Linked DNA regions of Mus musculus: region 2 is linked to region 1. Evidence: chromatin loops called from intact Hi-C (ENCODE). Cell type or tissue: heart. All regions are shown on one strand. Each heading gives the region's core, and the rest is flanking DNA. Links, peaks and the distances in the headings are about the cores only.

Evidence for each region. A loop is a pair of places that touch in the nucleus more often than their neighbours do. Peaks named below come from ENCODE experiments on the same cell type or tissue, not always from the same donor. Only the 100,000 strongest peaks of a DNase experiment are listed, where the experiment ranks them.
Region 2: it touches region 1 in a loop (3-fold over the local background); 33 of 42 quality-filtered maps call a loop at or near these places.

Annotation. Positions count from the first base shown.
Region 1 is chr4:142,009,532-142,019,962 of GRCm38, forward strand. Fhad1 (forkhead-associated (FHA) phosphopeptide binding domain 1) reads right to left here and starts at 2,120. Exons shown (of 32, transcript NM_177868.4): 1 at 2,014-2,120. The coding sequence starts at 2,106. It overlaps 4930455G09Rik (RIKEN cDNA 4930455G09 gene), which reads left to right and starts at 8,367. Exons shown (of 2, transcript NR_131014.1): 1 at 8,367-8,599. In heart, for the core only: a CTCF peak has its summit at 5,246 (motif pointing right); a DNase peak (open chromatin) is centred at 5,520; H3K4me3 peaks cover 1,202 bases; H3K27ac peaks cover 1,745 bases; H3K27me3 peaks cover 2,507 bases.
Region 2 is chr4:142,078,359-142,088,789 of GRCm38, forward strand. Tmem51 (transmembrane protein 51) reads right to left here and starts at 5,946. Exons shown (of 3, transcript NM_145402.3): 1 at 5,704-5,946. Tmem51os1 (Tmem51 opposite strand 1) reads left to right here and starts at 5,940. Exons shown (of 5, transcript NR_027137.1): 1 at 5,940-6,616; 2 at 7,323-7,455; 3 at 8,022-8,200; 4 at 8,518-8,936; 5 at 9,394-9,743. In heart, for the core only: CTCF peaks have their summits at 5,486 (motif pointing right) and 5,706; DNase peaks (open chromatin) are centred at 5,523 and 6,123; H3K4me3 peaks cover 2,967 bases; H3K27ac peaks cover 2,645 bases; H3K27me3 peaks cover 711 bases.

The DNA of each region.
Region 1 (10,431 bases), core at 3,005-8,004:
GAATGAATGTGTTCTAAGATTAGGCGAACTTTGCAGAAATGCTAACCAGCCTGCTATGTAATGGCAGGATGCTGGATGCCCTCTCTCTGGAATTAGAAATGAGACAAATAAGGAGATTTATAGGTTTATACTGCCTCTGTCACTCTCAGTACTTAAAACCACACAGCTGCGGATGGCATTCGCAGCTGGTGAGGCGAGGGAGGCCATCTCCTACGCCGCTGGTGGAGAAGAAAGCCGCACAGCGGCGTTGGACAAGTTTGGTGGTTTCCCTGGGTACCATGCAGACATTTCCATGTGACATGTGACGCTACCATCACATACCCAGGCTTTCATGCCTACTCAGAAGCTGTGTCCAGCACGCAGCACCGTGCTGAGTAGATGCTTGGTAAACTCGGCACCGTCTAGAATCATCTTGGAAGAGGGACCTCAATTGAGAAAATACCTCCGCATCAGATCTGCATGTGCACAAGCCTGGGGGCGGGGCATGCTCTTGATTAATGATTGACGTGGAGGGCCCGGGCCACTGTGGATGGTGCTGACCCCGCACAAGGTGGTCCTGGAAGTGTTTAAGAAAGCAAACTGAGCAAGCCAGCAAGCAGTAAATGGGTGTCCCCTATGACGTCTGCTTCAGGTTCTGCCTCCAGGTTCCTGCCCTGCTTGAGTTCCTGCCCTGACATCCTTCAGTGATGGACTAGGCTGCAGAAGTGTGAGCCAAGTAAACCCATTGCTCCTCGAGGTGCTTTTGGTCTTAGTGTTTGTCAGAGCAATTGACAGCAAGCTAAAATGAGCAGCTATTTATTTTACTATGCTGACCCCAAACTAGAGATAATCACCGTTTCCAGTATATGACCGGCTAAGCAAACGGCACCATGTCTGTACCGTGGTCTGCTACTCAGCAATAAAAAGAAACAAGCTAGCAACCTAAGTGCATCTCTAGGCCTGAGGGAAAGGGAAACCAACTCAAATCAAACCCTGAATCACACACCGTATGATTTAATTAAAGTAACTTTCCTCAAACAACAGAATTATCGACGTGGAGAAGACAGTACTGGTTTCAGGGCTTAGGGGTGGTTGTGGGAGGGGCCACTGTAACTAGGAAGTGGTGTCTAGATCTCCGGTGGTGAGCTGTTTGGCATCTTGGCTTCTGCAAATGAATCTGCACCCATGATAAAATCATGGGTACCTACCCTCCACAGGCAACCCCTGCTACACACATACATACGGCCCGTGCTCTGGACTGCTTTGATGCTGTTATACATACATCACACTAGCATAACCACCCAGGAAACAGTGTGAGGGGCACACTCCGTCTCCCTTTTCAAAAAAAAAAAAAAAAAAAGCTTATTAAAGGCTTGTGGCGCAAGGTTTCAGGGAAGCTAGCTCCTCTGCTGTGGGAGGCCCCATCCCACGTCTCTCTAAAATATTTTAGCCTGCTTGAATATTTAAAGAGCTTCTGAGTCTCTGTTTTCATTATTCATCTCTTTCTTCCACTTCCTCAGCTGTCAGTGAATTGAGGCTTTGGACCACCAAACCACAGCTCGTCAGAAAATGAAGTTCAATTACGAGAGACTACGGCTAAGCCCAAGGCTTCACCTTGGAGCTTCCTGGGCTCCAGGGGCCCCTTAGAGCCAAGCTATGGAAAGGGAAGGCCTTGGAGGGGTGTTGGAAAAAGAGACCCTTCCCTGGGCACATGGTAAAGAAGAACACTTCAATGTACTTGCCCCGCGCACCCCTTCTAAGCTCCCCCAGAACGCTGCTTCTGGACAGGGGGGCAATTTGGGACCTGTAAGGACATGAGTTTGTTAACTAACAGAAGGCCCATCACCTTCCGATACCAAATGCCAGCTCCCCTCTGCCATCGGGAAGATTCCTGCATGGATCTTGGCTGTCCAAGGACAGAGTTGGCTGCTTGCTACCTGTGGCAGTTGGGCTTAGGGAGACTCAAGTCTACCTCACATGGAGGAGAGCTGGGGGGGCGGGGTGCATGGGACAGGCGTACGCCGTGTACCTCACCTGTAAGACGAGGTCTGAATCTGCATGCTTGCCGATTGTGGTGCTTTTATTCAGGACAAAAAAGCCATCAGCGCTCTTCAAATACGCTTTCATTCTTTCTGATTTCCCTACAGGAGGGTCCAGAAAGGGTTTGGTTAGAGAAACACATTCTAAGCCTGAGTGGATGAATTGGGGTCTCCTGATGTCATGGAGTCCTGAGGGAGAGGGAGACAGGGAGTGTCCAGGTGATGGACTAGCTCTGTCTTTTGAAGGTCATCTTTCCTAATAGTGATCACTAACAGAGAAGCATTGAAATATGATAATCAAATTCAAGGCATTTTTCTCTCTCTCTCTCTCTCTGTAAATACACAAGGTAGTTTAATGGTGGAGCTCCGGGTCGAAAAGTATCTCATGCAGGAGACAGTGGATTCGACCATGAGGCTTGAAAGCTATGGGTTTTTTATAGAAAAGGGTCTGGGGCTGGGGGAGGAATTGGCGCGGTTTCACATGACTGGTCCATTTAAACATCAGCAGAATGTACTCTTTTTTTTTTAAAAAATAAATTTATTTATTTATCTTATGTGAACATATATGTGCTTGAGGGTATGTATGTGCACCAGGTATATGCAGGGGCATGCAGAGGTCAGAAGAGGGCATCAGATCCCCTGGCATTGAAGTTACAAGCGGCTGTGACCTGCCATGCCACCTGGGTGCGCAGGTCTGAACCTGGGCCCTCTGCAAGAGCAGTAAGAACCTCTAACTAACCCGAGTCACCTCTCCAGAACCTCTAACTAACCCGAGTCACCTCTCCAGAACCTCTAACTAACCCGAGTCACCTCTCCAGAACCTCTAACTAACCCGAGTCACCTCTCCAGATTCCCGATGTTTTTTCTTAACTAGAGAAACAAAACAGAGCTCCAAATATCCCAACCACAACCCAAATGTCACAGACAGCGGCTGCCCCCTCCCTCGGCCTTCTTCTCCGTGACACCCACTGCTCGTGACACCCACTGCTCGTTTTTGCTTGGTTATGACCCAGCGCTTACTAGTTCAGACACTGCGGGTGAGTTACTCTCTCCCAGGTTGCCTGGCAACAACAGACTCCATCAGCTATTACTGATGCTAAGTTGGGCCTCTTACACTCCAGGTCAGAGACCCACAGGCTCCCAGTGAGTTCAAAGCACCAGGAGTCAGCCAATGGAAAAAGCAGGCTTCAACTGATTCTTGCTTTGTAAGTTGCTGCACTTCTCCATATACTGAAATTAGGAAAGGATGCTTTCGATTTTTATTTTAAAACTGTGTGTGTGTGTGTGTGTTACTGAGATATCTGTACACCTCAGTAAGCATATGGAGATCATAGGACAACTTGCAGGCATCTGTTTCCTCCTTCCGCTGTGGGTGGGTGATGGGGATCAAAACTCAAACACACCTCCCCAGGCTCCTTTGGCAAGTACGTTTACCTGCTGAGCCATCTCCCTGGTCCAAGGACTGACTTCTAAAGGCAAAGTACGAAGATGAAGGATTCTATGTGATCAGGACTCTGCACAGATTCCCTCCATCATCTTATGAGGAAAATGTCGAATATACGGAGATCTTTAAAGTGGACAGAGAGCCAGATGTGGTGGTGCGTGCCTGTGACCTGGCCCTGGGGAGGCTGAGACAGGAGGATTGTGAGTTTGAGGGTAGGTGAGGGTACAAAGAAAGAAACAAAAGCGAAGAGAGCCAGAAATATGGCTCAGAGGCTAAAAGCACTGTCTTCTCAGGTTTGTAAAGGGCTCAGGTTTGATTCTCAGCATCCACATGGTGGCTCACGGTCATCCATCACCCAGGTTCCCAGGGATCTAATCCCCTCTTCTGACCTTTGTGGCACTGAGTGTGAACAGTGCTGCCATGCCCCCACCCCCACCCCAGACACATCAAAAGAAAGAAAAGGAAGGGGTAGAGGTGTAATTCCTCTGAGCTCACTACCTGGAGAGTTTGCTAATATTTTTGTCATCATTCTTGGGTTTGGGGGTTTTAGACAAGTTCTCAAGGTAGCCCAGGCTGTCCTCAAACTCACTCTATAGCTGAGTATAAATGAACTCATTTTCCAGTCTCCTTCCCGGTGCTATGATTATGGGTGTGTACCACTGTGACCAGAATGCCGTGTTTTCTGTCCCTCCCACTCATCCATCCCTACTTCTCTCTTATAACACACACCAAATAAGTTCTGCACAGGTAAAAAAAAAAATCAACACTTCAGTGACATCCGACATTCCTAAAACATTGATGATAATGTATCTTTCTGTTTTAATAATAACCGAGCTGCATCCAGGCGCCCGGGAGACATCTCAACGCCAGGTCTAAGAACAAGTCCTCATTTTTGTTTCTTCCGAGAAACTTCTGGAAAGCAGAGTTACAGAGGCTGGAGATAGAAACGAAACCCCCTCTAGCTGTGACAAGGACACTCAGGGTCTCTACTCTCCATCACCACCCTGTACTGAGCCTCATCGGGGACAGGCATTCAGGGATGACCCTGAACGTCTCACTCTTCTGCCTTGACCTCCTGGGAACTGTGTTCCCAGCACACCCACCTGCATGACGGACCCCAGAGCTGATGCAGGACAGACAAGGCATGGGGAGGGTCTAGGAGTCTCTGCCTTTATTCCCTCCCTTATCAGCTTCTCGCTTTAGGGTGAAATCTTGGGGCCCTCTGCCATCCTGACAGTTTGGGCCACTACTTCATCTCCTAAGCCAGGAGCTTCTTCGACAGGCAGATGGAAGTCCTCTGTAAATACTGAAAGGCCAAAATGATACCTGGAAGGCAGCTCAGCTCTGGCTGGGGAGGACACTACCTTTCATTCCCTCCCTCTCTGGGATCAATCCTAGACGGAGCTTTGGAAGCTCAGCCTATTTCTCTCACTGCCTTGGTTAGGTGGTGTTTCTCCACCTTTGTCTAGTCCTGTACAGTCCCCCATCTGCCTGAAAGTACTGTATTCATTTGAGGGTGTTAAACTGTGTTGGTTCTCTCTTGATACTGTGATATGAGCCAAACAGCTTCCGTCAACCATGGATTAGAGATGGGTTAGAGGCAGACTTTGGAAGATATATTCTGATGAGGGCTACTTAGTGTGGGAGCCAGCTGTACATTTTCTTTTGAGTTATAGCTGGGCATGTGAGGTCTGGTAAGGGATCTCTCTGCCCGCTGGTGGATGACCCCCTAAGGGAAAGAGTCCCCTTCTAATTCCAGCGGCACCAGGGGGCGATCCTGGGGCCTAAGGGATGTGGGATGCGTCTGGCGACAGGGTGTGACTGCACTTAAGGTGGAATGGTTGGTGTCTGAACAGTGCCCTGTAACAGGAGCCTGTATTGGAGAACTCCGGGCAGGGACACGCCTCCTATCTTCGCCACTGCTTTCTGCCAGTCATCCCTGGAACCGCACTCACCTGGCAGGAGGAGGAAGCTGGGGCTCTGTTCTCCTCCGAGAGCCCTGCGGACTAGGAGCTGCTTGCCAGACCCAGGAAGAGGCGGCCCGCCGCGCTCTGCCGAGTCTCCAGCTTGGCCCGCGCCCCGCGCGACTGCCCGGCCTGTGTACGTGCGTCGCCATGACAACGTGGCGGGCGAGGTCAGCAGGTGAGGGGCGTGGCCTTGCGGGGGCGTGGCCGCATGCAGCGTTCTCTCTCCTCTTTCTCTCTCTCTCTCCCTCTCCCTCTTTCTCTCCCGCCCGTGTGTGTGTGTGTGTGTGTGTGTGTGTGTGTGTGTGTGTGTGTGTGTGTGTTTGTGTGTGCGCGCGCGCGGGTAGGAGTCGGGTATGACTGTATTTCAGGCAACCCGAGGACGCCTCATTTCCTAGAGGAAGAAACGAGGCTCAGGAGCCCCACAAGCTTTTATAACAGTGTGATCAAGACGTTGTGGAGAGGGTGTGGTGACAGGTGGGTTGGGAGGTTGGAGAATCTTGGAGGTCAGCACCCAGTCTTACCCACTTCCTCTAGGGTGAGGATGGTGTTGGGTGTAAAGTGAACTAGCCAGACAGAACCGGGATTCTTTCTCTGTGCTAGGGACCAACAGTTTCCAACTTCACAGCCCCTCCCTTCCATCATTGTCTCTCCAAGCATTGCCAGGGGCCCTATACACATCAGACTGTGACTCCAAACCTGACTTGCCTGCCCAGTGGGCACAGGGCAAGGATGTTCTGGGAAGACGCACCTCTATTCGCATCTGTATGCAGACATCACCAGTAAAGATCTGTTCATACTACAGGACTCAGCGAAACCTGGGACCACTGCCCAGGGTCGACTTTCTGCATCCTACGTGGCTGCCAGCCATCTCCAGTGAAGGAATGCTAAGCTGTCAGCTCAACTGACTTTCAGATTATATGGAGCATTATAACAGCGTTTCCAGGGCAGAGGAATAAGGCTTTTTCCTTAAACAGTGGGAGGGTATCAAAAATACCGCCTTAGAAGAAAATATCCAAGGCTCCGGTGTCTATAACCAACTTGTTTGATTGAGTTCTGAGTGGCTTGGAGGCAGGGGATGGGGACCCACAGACACACTTAAGGGAGTGACTGCAGCAGCGGGGTACTGGAAATGTCGGTGACATTCGTAATTTCTGAGAAATCGCTGTCCTTTTGATTGAGAATGAAGCTTGGAGACAGAGCAGGGCCGGGGGTGTGGTGGGGGGCAGGATCTGTGACTGCTGACTGTGACAAAGGTGTGACACAGTTATGTGTTTAGGAGGAGTCAAAATTTGCATTTCTGCATTTTGATCTTTCCTGGGCTAGAGAACATGACCCCCTTTCTCAATGCTTGGCAGCAGCCGTGGGCTACAGCTGTCTGTCACACCCTCACTGAGGAAAATATCGTATTCTGCATAATGGGCTCTATTGCCTGGTGTTCCACAGGTTAAGTGTACCCACAAGGCATTTCTGCTTACACTATCCCCCCCTCTAGTGTGCAGGTGTTCCTTCCTGTGGATGTCTGTGCCGACTTGCATGTATGTCTGTATGCATGTGAAAGCCAGAAGACAACCTTGACTGCCATTCTTCAGGAGACAAACCCCCCCCTTTTTTTTTGAGACAGGGTCTCTCATTGTTCTGGAATTCACCATAAAACTGAGACAACTGGTCAGTGAGGCCAGGGGCCCCTGTCTGTCTACACCTCTCCAGCGATGGGATTACAAGCTCATGTCCCCGAGTTTACAAGCTGAGGTCACAAGCTCATGGTCCTATGCTAGCTCAGCACTTTGCTGTCCTATCTCCTGAGTTGGACATTTTCAATTTATTTCAAGCATATTGAATCATAACCTGTTTGTAAAGCAGGGAATATCGATAGATGAGTGATAGGGGAAGGGTCAATTCTTAGGCACCATAACTGACAGCTGTCAAAAGAAGGATATCTGCTTGCTACCTGCTACCCCGCCCTCTGGGCAGAGACACCGTCTAGGGAGAAGGGGCCATCTCAGGTCTGCACCCCTCCTCCAAGCTGGGGAGCCCTCAGCGCCCTGTTCTTCCCACTGCATTCAGAGTCTGACTTCTCGCCTGCAACTTCAGCCTCCACAAAATCTCATTGCTCCCAGCCACCTCTCCTGGCTATCCTTGTCCCCTCCTTGGAGACCTCTGGATGGTCCCCCTTCAGTCCCTGCATTCCAGCAGGAGGTGAATCCCGGCTTCAGCTCCAGCCAGGAGAGCTGTAAGGCTTCATGGCTTGGATCAAAGGAAGTGACAGGTTGTGTAAGCTGATCTAGAACCTCCCTCCCAGGCCTGCGATGAAGTCAGTCTCCTGATGAAGTCAGTCTCCTTGATGCTCCCAGAGCCTTGTTGAGTCAATCATCGATATTACCCATCGCATTTCAGCTCCAATAGGCAACAGATCCTAAATGGGACCCCAGACCGGGACCACCATGGGGACCCACAGACTGTGTGGAACCGGATGGTAACAAAGGTCTTTCTGTTCCCCCAATGTCGCAGGTTCTCTGGGCAACGTCTGGAGCGTGCTACATTCATTATCTTTTCTTTTATAAGTGAGTGAGTCAGATTTGAGGGAAATGAGAAGGTGGGAGCCACTGGGATGGGGAGAAGAGTGGTGCCCCAAGCAGGGGTGTACAGTAGTGGGGAGCCCAAGCTTTTTGTTGTTTGGAATAAGTTATGCTGTTTTAAGCAGTTTATTTATTTGCGGGGGTGGGGGAAGGGATGCTTGCCACAGTGCATGGGTGTGGGGTCAGAGGCAGTTCAAGGGAGTCAAATCTCTCCTCTCACTGTGTAGGAACCCGGGGTTGATCTCAGGCCATCAGGCGTGGCCTCGGGCACCTTCATCAGCTGAGCTATCTCAGTCGGAGCCTGGAGCCTTTGTGGGCTTCTTCGCAGCTGACTGATGACGTCAGCTTTAGCCGCTCTGCCACTCACAGAAGCTATGGGCCCCAAGGGAAGGAGGCGTGGGGACTGTGTGCCCAGGGAGATTAGGAAGTGAGAACAGATAACTCGCCCACTTGTGACCGATGAGTGAGCGACGCCCAGTCCACTCGGGCACACAGTGGCTCTCTGAGGAACGTTTCATGGAGGTGCCCTTGTCTCCGTACAGAAGATTCTAGAAGGCTTTGGGTGTGTGTCTGTCAGTGGCAGAGCCGCTTCAGGTGAGAAAGCTTGTTCCAGGCAGCAGCTTGAGGTGACCTCACCCTTTGTCACCCCTCACCTCCTGGAGGATTTATGGCATTGCAAGGATGCTCTCCCGGTGCCTTTGTCATCTCAGAGGTGCAGATGTGGGGCGTGAGGTGACTGTTTTGTGTCATTCCTGGCTCTAACTTTTCCCTTCCTTCCCGAACAGGTTGGTTGGGGCCTCGCTGGTCATTTTTTTTCTCCTCAGGTTTCCTCTGAATCACTCCATTTGGACTGATGGCATCCGGTCTCCTCCCCACGCCCAGCAAAGACTCTCTTTCTCTCTGAGAACAATCGCTCTTTTCTCTCCAAGCCCTGGTCCACCCTCATCTTTTACCCTGTCTTCTCATCTCTCCTGGGAACCGAGTATTGTTCAGAAACTTAAGCCTCAGAGATAGTCCTTTCTAACCCAGGTCTGAATTTGGACCAGTCAAGAGCTGAGAGACAGGAATGATCCCCGGTCACTGGGTTCCAGAAGCACTCATTGCCCTGTGGGACTTGGAACTGGAGTAGAGAAGGGGGGCTGCGGCCTTGTTCTTAAATGACTCCCAACACTCATGTTGAAGGCTTCATCTCCAGTTCATGGTGTTATTGAGACGTGGTGGGAATTTCGGGAGGAGCATGCCCTTAAAGGGAGTCTCTCTTCCTCCCTCTCTCTTTTCTTCCTCCTCTCCTTCCTTCTCCACACCCCTTCCTTCCTCTCCCTCCCAGCCATCACAAGCTGTGCAAACTGACTTTGACACATACTTCATGCCTGATGTTCTGCGGCTTCACAAGGCCAAAACATGGGGCCTGAAACATGTCGGCTGGAACCAGTAAAACCAGGACCACAAACAAACCTTTCTGGTTTGGTAAGCTGGTAGTCTAGGTTGTTTTCTAACATCGAGGAAAAGATGGGGCACACAGGCGAGACAGCCTTCTGCCTCTAGGGTCTGATGGGTCAGAAGAGGAGAATTCCACCTGAGTCTTGAAGAACTTACAGGATTGCGGGATGCAGAGAGGGAGAGAATTTGGGAAGGTGGAGGAAAAAGCTGAGGAGACAGAGGGTGGGAGACAGGCTGGGTGCGGCAGGATGCAGGAGGCAGGTACTGGGACTCAAAGATGGCCCCTGGTCAGCTCAAGTCTGATGGTTTTCATATTATAACAAAAACTTCTTGCAGCATGACAGAACCCAACAACAGCATGAACTGGGTCAGCATGAGAACAGACTCACTGGTCACCATAAACAGATGTCATGAGGTCTTGCCGCTCTTTAGCTCTCAGCAATTGTTCTGACCCCAGATGGAATCTCGGGAGGGTGGTTACCACAGGGCAGTCATAGCTCCAGCCCTTGCATCCTCTCAGCTTTGAATCCCAGAGGGAACCGTGAAGTTCCCCTGCCACCCCAGGCGCCCTACTGAGAGGATCCACCTGAAGATCTCGCTGCTTCTCAGTGTCTCTGATTGGCTCACATGCCATCCCTACAGCTAGAGATGGAGTCTCAACTGCCACAAAGAGACCGAGAGACTGGCCTGAGACTGGTAAGGACAGGAGGACCTGAGTTCGAATTCCCCACGCCTGTGTAAAGTCTGAGTGTAGTGAAGGAGGCAGCCTCTAAGGAAGAATTGTAACTTTGTGGCATTTACACAAAGGCCAATGTGGGCCAACTATTTTTATTTACTTTGAAAATCTGGATTTATAGATTTTTTAATTTGTCTTTGTGTGTCAGGGCACAGGCCAGAGAATATTCAGGTGTTCTGTCCCATCTCTTTCTGCCTTTGTTTGTTTGTTTGTTTGTTTGTTTGTTTGTTTTTGATATGGGGCAGGGGGG
Region 2 (10,431 bases), core at 3,234-8,233, 69 kb after region 1:
GGAATGAGTGTACCCCTTCCCCTCTCTTACACACACACACACACACACACACACACACAAATAATAATAATAACAATGTGATTTTTAAATTGATTAAAATATGCTGGGAGTGGTGGCCCATGCCTTTAATCCTAGGACTAGAGAGGCAGGAGGATCTCTGTGAGTTTGAGGTCAACCTGGTCTACATAGAGCTCCAGGTAAGCCAGGGCTACATAGTGAAAACATGTTTCAAAATACTACTACTACTACTACTACTACTACTACTACTACTACTATAATAAAATTTAATGAAAAGTACTTTTCCTGGGCCAGTGAATTGACTCAGAAGGTAAAGGTGTTTGCCACCACGCTCACTGACCTAAGTTTGATCCTTGGGCCGCACATGGCGGAAGGAGAGAGCTAACGTTGACCTCTATAAACTAGACATGGCAACTACACACCTACCCCACAACTCCTCCAAGACAGACAAAAAATAAATAAAAAAAATTTTTTTTAAATTGTGCATATAGATTTCCAGTCTTCCCTCTCATTCACTTTTTATAAAGACAGGGCAAGAACATTTAACTGACCGTCAAACCCACTGATCAGATGCTATATAAACCGGTGGCACATGCGTGCCATCTCAGAACTGGAGAGGTGGGGGCGGGAGGGTCAGGAGTTCAAGGCCATCTTTGTCTATATAGCTAATGAAAGCCAGCCTGGGATACGAGGCACCCCAGTCTCAAAAAATAAAATAAACCCGAACAAATAAAAGATGCCCACAGTGGACAAGTGTTAGCCTGGAAGACACCTATCGTCTGGTCAGGACTTCCAATGTACTACAAATGTCCCTTCCCAGAAGTCTGATCCCCACAGGAGGATCTCCCTTGCCCAGGAAGCAAGTTCTCGAACATTTTATTTGGTCTTTGATTCTTTAAAACATCTTTTAAAAATCTTTAAAGTGTGTGTGCCCATGTAAGTGTTATGTGCCCATTAGTGTGTATGTGTGTGTGTGTGTACCAGTGCACATGTGCAGAGGCCAGAAGAGGGTCCATGTGTCATCCTTTAGCACTTTCTACCTTATTCTTTTAGGCAAGGTCTCTCTCTGAACCTTGGTGTTTTTTGTTTTTTGGGTTTTGTTCTTGTTTTTTTTGTTGTTGTTGTTTTTTTGTTTTTTGTTTTTTTGTTTTTCTCATCTAGACTGGAAGCCAGTAAACCCTACAGATCTGGGTTACCAGCAAAGGAGAGATGCCTAGCCTGTTACATGAAAGTAGGAATCTGATGCCATGATTGTATAGCAAGTGCTTTTAGCCACTGAGGCATCTCTTCAGCCTCTACTTTCGCCCCCTGCTCCTGAGAAGAAGGGCTGAAATGAACAAGCCCAAATCAGGCACCCCAGGGATGCCTAGTCTGGCGAAGCCATGGTACCAGGGGTGGTACCACTGGTTGGCTTAAAATGAACACAGCTAAAATTAGACTCTTCCTCTGTGTGACCTTGGGCTCCCAGCAGCCCCATCCAAATGCCAGCTTCCTCTTTCTAAAGACCTCATGAGGATCAGATGTCTCCTCGACACACACGGAAACGTGGACCACGAAGCCCCATGCACCTTGAATTGTGTTAGAGTCAAGGAAGTGTCCTGACTGAACTGACCCTAAAAGGCAGACTCCTGAATTGCTGATCGCCACCATTTAGAAGGTCATGAGTCTAGCATGTCGGAGCGTGTAGGGGAAAACTTGTCCCTTCAGGATGCAAAACCAGACGTAGCACTGCAGAGTAAGTTCAGCCAGCTTTACAGCCAGTGTTGCTGGGTCTATGACACAGTCCCTTCCTGTCCTTACAAGGCATGTGTGTGTTTGACATCTGGAGCAGCAGCGGTTTCCTTAGTCTGCAGATGCAGAGACACCTGTATGGCTCAGTGGATGAGGGGAGTGTCAGACATGTCACCAGCAGCCCCCTTCCAGATGACAATGAGCAGACAGGATCTGACAATGGTAAACCCGAGCAAGGGGCCCCAGCTCCAGCCCCACATAAGCTGGGTGTGGTGTTGGATATCGATAGCCCTTATACTCAGGAGGTGAGGCAGGAGGACCAGAAGCCACCCTCAGCTACATACAGAGTTCAAAGTCAGCTTGGGCTCCGTGAGATTGTCACACAGCAGACAAACAAACAGGAGGGTTCTGAGAAACATCCAAGACAGCCTGGTGAGATGGCTCCGCAGGTAAAGATGTTTGCTGCCAAGGCTGACGACCTGAGTTCCCATCCCCCCCAGAAATCAAGGAAGAAGAGACAACTGACTGCCAAAGGTTTTCCTCTGGCCTCTATACACATGCCTTGGCGTGCACGCACCTACACATACACACCAGTAGTAAATAAAATATAACAATAAATCATCTAAGACAGAACTGGGAAAACCAAGGCCTGGACCTGGCTTTAATCTCAGGCATGCTCTTCCCTCTCCTCAGGCCTCAGTTTCCCTATTGGTAAGATTAGGAGATTGGACTTCTGAAGCTAAGGTCCCCCTGCTGCTGGTTCCAACATCCTAGGTCCTAAAGTGACCGGCATGCAAATGTGAGGGCAGCTGAGCCTGTAAATCTAGGCCAGGGGAGAAAGGAGCCAGAGGGAAGGAACAGCTGAACGGCGGCAGGCAGGCAGAGTGCCAGGGCCAAGCTGCCATTCTGAGATGGGGCTGGGGCTTGAGAGAATCAACCCAAGGTGTGGTGGCTGCAACAGCTTAGCACAGACCCACCTGTGAGATTTCTGGCCCCTGTCTTGGACCATCTGGAAATGGTCGGGGCAGCCTGGCCTGTGGCAGGGAAGGAAAACCAAACAAGAGCTCCCAGGAGAGGAGGCCTGGCGCCAAGGGCTGGAGGAGGGGATGCGCGCGCGCGGGGGCGGGGGGGTGGGGGGGAGAATACACTGTCAGGCCATGCTAGGCTGCGCCACCTGTCCAGGCTGGGAGGAAGCAGGAGTAGATGGAACGTCCAGAAAGACCCAGAAACTATGGAATCATCCAAGCTGTCCCCCATGTGACCACCAGGCCCCACCCCCAGGATCGCATGAAGGACCCCAGAAGGGAGATGCGCACCTATCTGCTGCAGGTCTCTGGTCTTTCTGAGTTACATGAGCGGGTCCCATGGATGTGGTGTACGGACAGCTAGACGCTCCCCTCCACCTGCCACACTCCAGGATCCTCCTGTTGCCTCCAGGCAATGAGAGACTTCACACACACACACACACACACACACACACACACACACACACACACACACACACACACACACACGGAGGGTGTTTCCGAGGCTGCTAAGTGCAGGATGTATCCCTGAGTGCCAGGGCATTGACCATAAAAGTGAAAGGAAGCAGCCAGCCAGATGCAGATTCCTCACGCCCCGTGGAGAGACGGAAGCTCCTGGAACTTTCCCAGGGCCGCTGACTCCCTAGAATCCGCCCTGGGATCTCTTTTTGATCTGCAACTGCAACAAGAGACGGGAGAGGTTCCCTGCCAGCCTCACTCAGAACAGGGAAGGGCAAAAATGCAGAAGTATGCTGGTGTACATCAGGGGCCCCACCCCAAAAAACCCGAAAGGCCACACTGCTCCTGGAGGACATCAGCAGGAGTGGCCTCTTCTGTTCTCACTGTGGCCAGAGAAGGCCCGGAACCTGTGACGTCAGGAACCCAAGCAACCGCTGGAGGGTCCGGGGCTCTGACAATATCCTGGGAACTCATGGGCTCTCTGGTAGGAAAGAGAGCAGCCATTTGGGCCTCCTACAGAGTCCAGGGATCATGCCCTCGATCATCAGTCACATGTGAAGGTCACAAGTTGATCCTTGCCTCCTGTATGGTCTCCTACACAGTGCCCCTCAGTGTCTCTACTGTCCAGAGCCAGATTTCCTGCTCCTGGCTGTCTTTTTGAATAAAAGTTTAAGACTGTCTCATTGCTGTTGTTGTGACTTGTACAGTGCCAGGGATGGAACCCAGGGCCTTGCATCACAAGCAAGTACTCTACTCCTGAGACCACTGCCCCAACCCTCACACCAGAATTATCTGAATGGTAAGGTCAGACGACTCCCTGCCCTAAAACCTAGAATAGGATGTGTGTCTACAATGTCCACTGTCGGCAGCTCCTGGTTTACACAAAATGCTTGGTCTACCTCTGCTCACCTCTGTGGGATGGTCCCATTCCACCCCCGTCCCCGCAGCTCCCTCACCCTACTGCCTATCCAGTCCATCTCATCGTAAACCCCCAGACCTTTAACTTTCCCCTCAACCTGCTCACAAACCCATGCACACTACTCAAATGGTACCCCAGCCAGCACATCCGCACACCTATAGACCTCCATATTATTGTTCCTGTCATCTCGTCTGCTCTGACATCTTTCTCTCCTGTCCTCCAGGGATACCAACGTCCTGATGACTACACCAGTACCCACTTTCGTCTCTCTCTAAGCCCCCCTAATACAGTAATTACAGAGTGTGTGCCACCAAAGCCTTATTGCAGTCCAGGAGGTCGGCACTCCAGACTTGGAGGAGGAGACAGGCTCAGAGGGGGTGAGGTGACTTGGCTCACCATCATCACACAGCCCTTGTCATATCTACCGCTGACTTCCTTGATTTCCCAATTAGACAGGGCTGGCTTTGGGTGATGCCCAATGACCAACAGAATGGCCACCAGTCTCTTTTTCTCTGCTCACCCTTTTCTTTCTGTCTGGGTTGGGGGAACCTTTGATCTGGTTCTGAGGGAGATATTTGGAAAGGAGTAACTCCCCCCAAGGACCTTTGAATGACAGGTCTCAGTGGGAAAGCTCTTGACCCTTCTCTTAAGAAGCCAACCTTCAAGTTTGCTTTCAAAACAAAAGCTAGAGGAACTAGAGGAAGCCCTGAAGTGGACAGGTGGGGATCCCTACCCCCCCCCCCCAAGCCTGCTTAACTCGCCTAGGTCCTGCCCCTTCACTCCACTCCTGACTTCATCTCTAAGTTTCCATATTGGCCAAGGACCTGGCTCAGGGTCACATATATCATCAGAGGAGAAACCCACCACCTTGCAGGGTCCCCCACTGACAGGTCTCCTGCTCCTACCTTGTGCGTGAGAAAAAAATTCTCAAAGTGGCCAAATCAAACTTGGCGTTCCCTCCTCAAATGCACCCACAACATTCATATCAATTACAAGCAAACTTACTATGTCGTCGGTATTTTGTTCTCCCCTGCACCCTGTAACTTAATTTACAGTCATTGGTCTGCGAATACTTAGCCTCAGCCTAGGGCTCCTCGGGCTCCTATAGTCACTCCTATTTTACAGGCGAAGAAACTAAGGACCCTGGAGGACCGCTGGCTCTCCACCCCTCGATTGCTTCTTAATCCGGTAACAGTCAGAAGGAAGTAAGAATACACAATGTCCACCCCTACATTACTAGGACAGAGGCTCCCACGGCCGGCTCAGTGCCCTATCCAAGTTCTTTCCTCTCAAAAGTGCCCAGGTGCTCTGTCCAGGCACAAGCGGATGGAACCTGTCCCCGCCAACAGGGGGCCCTCGAGGCCAAAGCCAGAGCGACGCGGGGAGGCGGGAGAACTCCACATCAGCCGGGTGCGGCTACAGAGGGTGCGGGGGGGGGGGGGGGGCGGAGTGGAGTCCCCTGAGGAACATGTCCGACATGATGCTCCCGGACGCACGGATACCCAACCCGGGCCCTACCGTGCTCTTTTCGGCGCGAGGACGCAGACTCACCCCGAAGGCAAAGGGCCACGCTTGGTCTCTGTCCGCAGGCCCGGGGCTGGGGGTTTCGCGACACCCCCACCCCAGGCAATCGCGGGCCGCGGAGCCGGAGCCGGGGAGCACAGCGTGGAGAGGGCGCGCAGCCCGGGGACCTCTGTGGCGATCAGCCAGCGCGGCCCAAAGCAGCGAGAGCAGGAGGGAGGGACCGAGGGCGCCCGCAGGAGGCACCGCCCACCTGCCCACCCTGCGCCCTACGCCACCAGGCGGGGACCCGGACCCTGGGGCGGAGCAGGCTGGAGGGCCTGGCCCTGCAACGCAGTGCAGGGTCCCGGACCTCCTACTCTGAGGCTGGGGAATGGCTGTCTACTGGGGCACTTGAGGGATAATGGGAGCTGGGAGTCCCTGTTCGGCGACCTCACCTGGCTGTAAACTCACCTTCTTGTGCGCGCAGGCCGCCGCTCCTGCGGCTCCAGGCAGCCAAGCCCAATGATGGGCGGAGGAGGGAAGGAGGAAGGAAGGGAAGTTTTCCCAGCCTCTCAGCTCACGCTTTCGGTCAGCTTCCCACTCTCTGGTGTCCCGGACGCCCTCCGGATCGCCACTTCGAGCCCTAGTCTAGCTCGGGAGTGTTCCCGTAAGGGGCGCGTTCCCAGCTTGGCAGAAAACTTTCCAGCGAATCACAGGCTGGCTTCTCCCTCCGCCTGGAGCCGGGGAGGGTGATCTGAACTGAGTGGCGCCTCACCTGGCTGGAAGTTTGCCTGGGAACCCCACGACTCCAGGCACAGATCTATGTGCCCTGCCAGCTCTGAATCTCGACCTGGGTGGCTTCGTGGGTGCGCAGCCAGCTCTTTGAAGTTCAAGGCTTGAGAAGTCCCTGGGCAGCCGGGTGTCAGAGGATTCGGCTGGGGTTAAAAGGCGCCTCCTACTGGTGTGTGTGTGTGTGTGTGTGTGTGTGTGTGTGTGTGAGAGAGAGAGAGAGAGAGAGAGAGAGAGAGAGAGAGAGAGAGAGAGATTGAAAGTCCGCTTTCTGGATAAACCGCACAGCTTGGCTGCAGCCAAGTTCACTTGGAATTCCTGGGTACATACTTCCCGAGCTGTATACTTCCGGAGTCCAATCACACTCTATACACTGCTACTTCTTATTTGCACTGATAGAAAGGGATTAATTGGGAAATGGCTTGTGATTTGGGAAGTGAAAAGGGCATTTTTGGAAACAGGTTCGGAGCGCAAGAGTAACTGCTAACATTTCACGTCCTTACTCTGAACCCGGCCTGGGTGACCCCACCCCCGCCCCGCCCCGCCTCGCCTCCTGAACATTCTCCCTCAACCTCTCCACCCGGCACAGCCCGGGCCTATAGTTTGCATTTCACCCTGACAGACTCGAGGCAGGTCATTCAGAGAGTCCCAGAGGTGGAAGCAAGGAATACTGGTACTTTTCCATGCCGGGATTCAGCTCTAGACCTGCCCCTACACCGCATCTAATCTAGCTGGGCAGGTCTGTCTCTTCCAAGCGGGGAGAGACCAAGGACTTAACAGCCAAAGCTGAGCTGAGAGGAAAACTAAAAGAGTCGCATCGCACACTGTCCAACCTTCTGCCTTAATGTGTTTCTTTTTTCTTACCTCTTCCCACCCAGGAGCTGCCTGCCTCCTTATCCCACCACGCTGCTACCTCACCAGGACCGGAGGCATGTGTCCTTAGGGGAAACGATCCAAAGATGCGAATCTCAAACAGTGACTTCTATTACCTATTGTGCTGTCTAGTTTTATGTGAGCTTGACACAAGTTATAGTTATATTTGTTGAGGGATTCTCAACTGAGAAAATGCCTCCATAAGATCAGGCTGTGGGCAAGTCTGTGGGGCATTTTCTTAATTAGTGATTAGTAGGGTGTGTGTGTGTGTGTGTGTGTGTGTGTGTGTGTGTGTGTGTGTGTGTGTGCAGTCCATTGTGGGGACCTCTGGGTCCTGAGTGCTGTAGAAACCAGTCAGAACAATCATGAGGAACAAGCCAGTAAGCAGCATCCCTCCATGGCCTCCGCATCAGCTCCTGCCTCCAGGTTCCTGCCCTGCTTGAGTTCCTGCCTGATTTCCTTCAATGATGAACAGTAATGTAGAAGCCTAAGCCAAATACACACACACACACACACACACACACACACACACACACACACACAGTCATGGTGTTTCATTGCAGCAGTAGGAACCCTAGCCAGAGCATCTATTATCACAGGACATCGGGGTTGGGGTTGGATAATGGATGCTGTCTATTGAATCCTGTGCTGCAAACATCCAACCTTCACAGAGCACTAAGAGGAAGATCTTTCTGACTTTTCAGGGGAGGCCTCAAAAATGAGAAGATTCTATTCTTGGATCTGCCAGCACTGGGGCTGTCTCTGCAGCCCTGGCTCAGAATACCCACACCTAGAATTTCCAAGAGCTGGCAGGATAATGGGCGCCCAAAGCTGTTCACATCTCAAGTCTCCGGAACCCAGGACCTTAGGTGGTAGACTGCAGGTATGATCAAGCTGTGAATCTGGAGATCAGGGTCACCCAAAGAGGTCACAGGGGCTTTTGTCAGAGGAAGGTAGGAGGGTCGGTCGTATCTGAGATGTTGCAGGGGAAGAAGGGGTCAGAGAAAGCTTCTGAAAGGGATCCTGTGACAGCCAAGGGATGTTAGCGGCCTAGAAAAGCTGGAAATGATAGGAATAGATTATGTGGTAGAAAGCCCAGAAGGGACTTCCCACCTGCTAAGGGTCCTCACACTTGTTACTGATTTTAGCCTGGGAGAAGCTGCTACCTGACCTCCAAAACTGTAACCTTGTTTCTCTAAGCCCTGCAGCAGTTCCTGGCAATTTGTTACAGTAGCCACGGGGAATGGATACATCTAGCCTCTCAGCTGTATAGGCCAATGCTGATTTCACCAGCCCTTCTGCTGACAGTCCACTGGAAAGCTCTTCTCTCAAGAGACACCAGGATATAGCTTGATTCACGGATTTAGAAAGAGGATAAGATTTCATCAGATCTGTCTTTATTGTTTTTTTTTTTTTTTTGGCTTCTCTGCCATTTTGAACTGTGTGACCTTGGGAAAATGTCTTATTCTCTCTGGGCCTCAGTTTCTTTCTTTAAATGTAAAAACAGTGATGCTGGCTAGGTACACAGGAGGCAGATGCCTATGGCCCCAGATACTTCAGATGCTGAGGCAGGAGGATGGCACATTTGAGGTCACCTTGGCAACCTTCTTTTGTTATCAGTGAGTGTCGAAACGTGGGCCTCATGTATGGGAACTGAGTACTTTTCCATTACACTGCATCTCCAGACCTAGCTTGAGTAACTTAATGAAACTCTCTCCAAAAACAACAAACTAATTAAGTTAAATAAGTCTTAAAATAGGGTCTGAAGATGTAGCTCAGTGGTAGAGTGTTTGCCCTACCTGCGTTTCTTCCCAGCAGGGCATAAGCCTCAGTGGGGTGGCACACTCTTGAAATCCTAGCACTAAGGAGGTGGAGGCAGGAGGATCAGAACTGCAAGTCATCCTTGTGTATACAGCTAAATTTGAGGCCAGCCTGGGCTACGTGTAATACCCTGTCTCGTATTGACGATTACAATAATGAAATGCGTAGCCTACGTGTGGCCCCGGGTCCCATCCTCAGCACATCGAGAAGAAGACAGAATAAAAATAGTGATGCTAAGAATACTCTCCTTTGCAGGATCAATATGAGTATCAGAGGCAGCAGCAGGATGCGATGCTCTGTGTGAGCCCCCATGACATCTGAACTGCAGTTGCTGAGACCTGAACTGCCCACTCGGGAACACAGGACTCTTTAGAGCGGGCTTGTCTGATGGACCATTCTTGAACTCTGGACACGTGATGCTTGAAAATGAGTGTCTAGCGGGGCTTGGTGATGCACGCAGGTAACCCCAGTGCCTTTGGGAACTGAGGCAGGGGGATCAGAAGATCAGGGTCACCCTTTTTGAGGATAACTTTGTGTGGTACACACACCAAAAATCAAAAACTAAAAAAAAAAAAAAAAAAACCCAACCCCCAAAACCTCACTAAGAAAAAGAAAAAGAAAAAAGAACCATCTATTGCCACTGGTCAGTGATTAGACCCTTTTCTGATTATGTGTCAGTGGAAAGAAAATGATCTACTCAATTTAAAAAAAAAATGTGCTCATGGGCCAGCAAGATGGCACAATGGGTAAAATGCATTCTGCAAAACCTCGATGACATGAGTTCAATTTCCAGACCCAAATGAAGGTGAACAGGCCCACCATGCTTCTCTCTGACCAGCACATGAGCACTGTAGCATAGGTTTGCCCCCAACACAGACACACACACACACAAAATAACAACTGATCTACTTGCTTTGGGCCAGCGGGGGTGGCTCAGTGGGTAATACGTGTATTGACTTGAATTCGACCCTAGGGACTCACTTGACAAGAGAGACAGTTCCCCACCCCCCAAATTGCCCTCTGACCTCCACACTTGCGAGTGAGAACATGCACACATAAGTAAGTAAATCTAATTTAAAAGTTTTGAATATGTTTATAAATATTTAGAAGCTGGTCAGGCACCAGCTGTCAGTCCTGTGCCTTCCATTGCTGGCTGTGGCTTCTGCCATCTGTCACTATTTTCCCTCCTAGGTCCCTGTTTTACCCATTTGTTTTTTTAATCAGAAGCTGGCCTCAGCCTCCTGAATGTAGATTCCCACTTATCCTTACTGGACCTGACTGCTGCATCTTAGA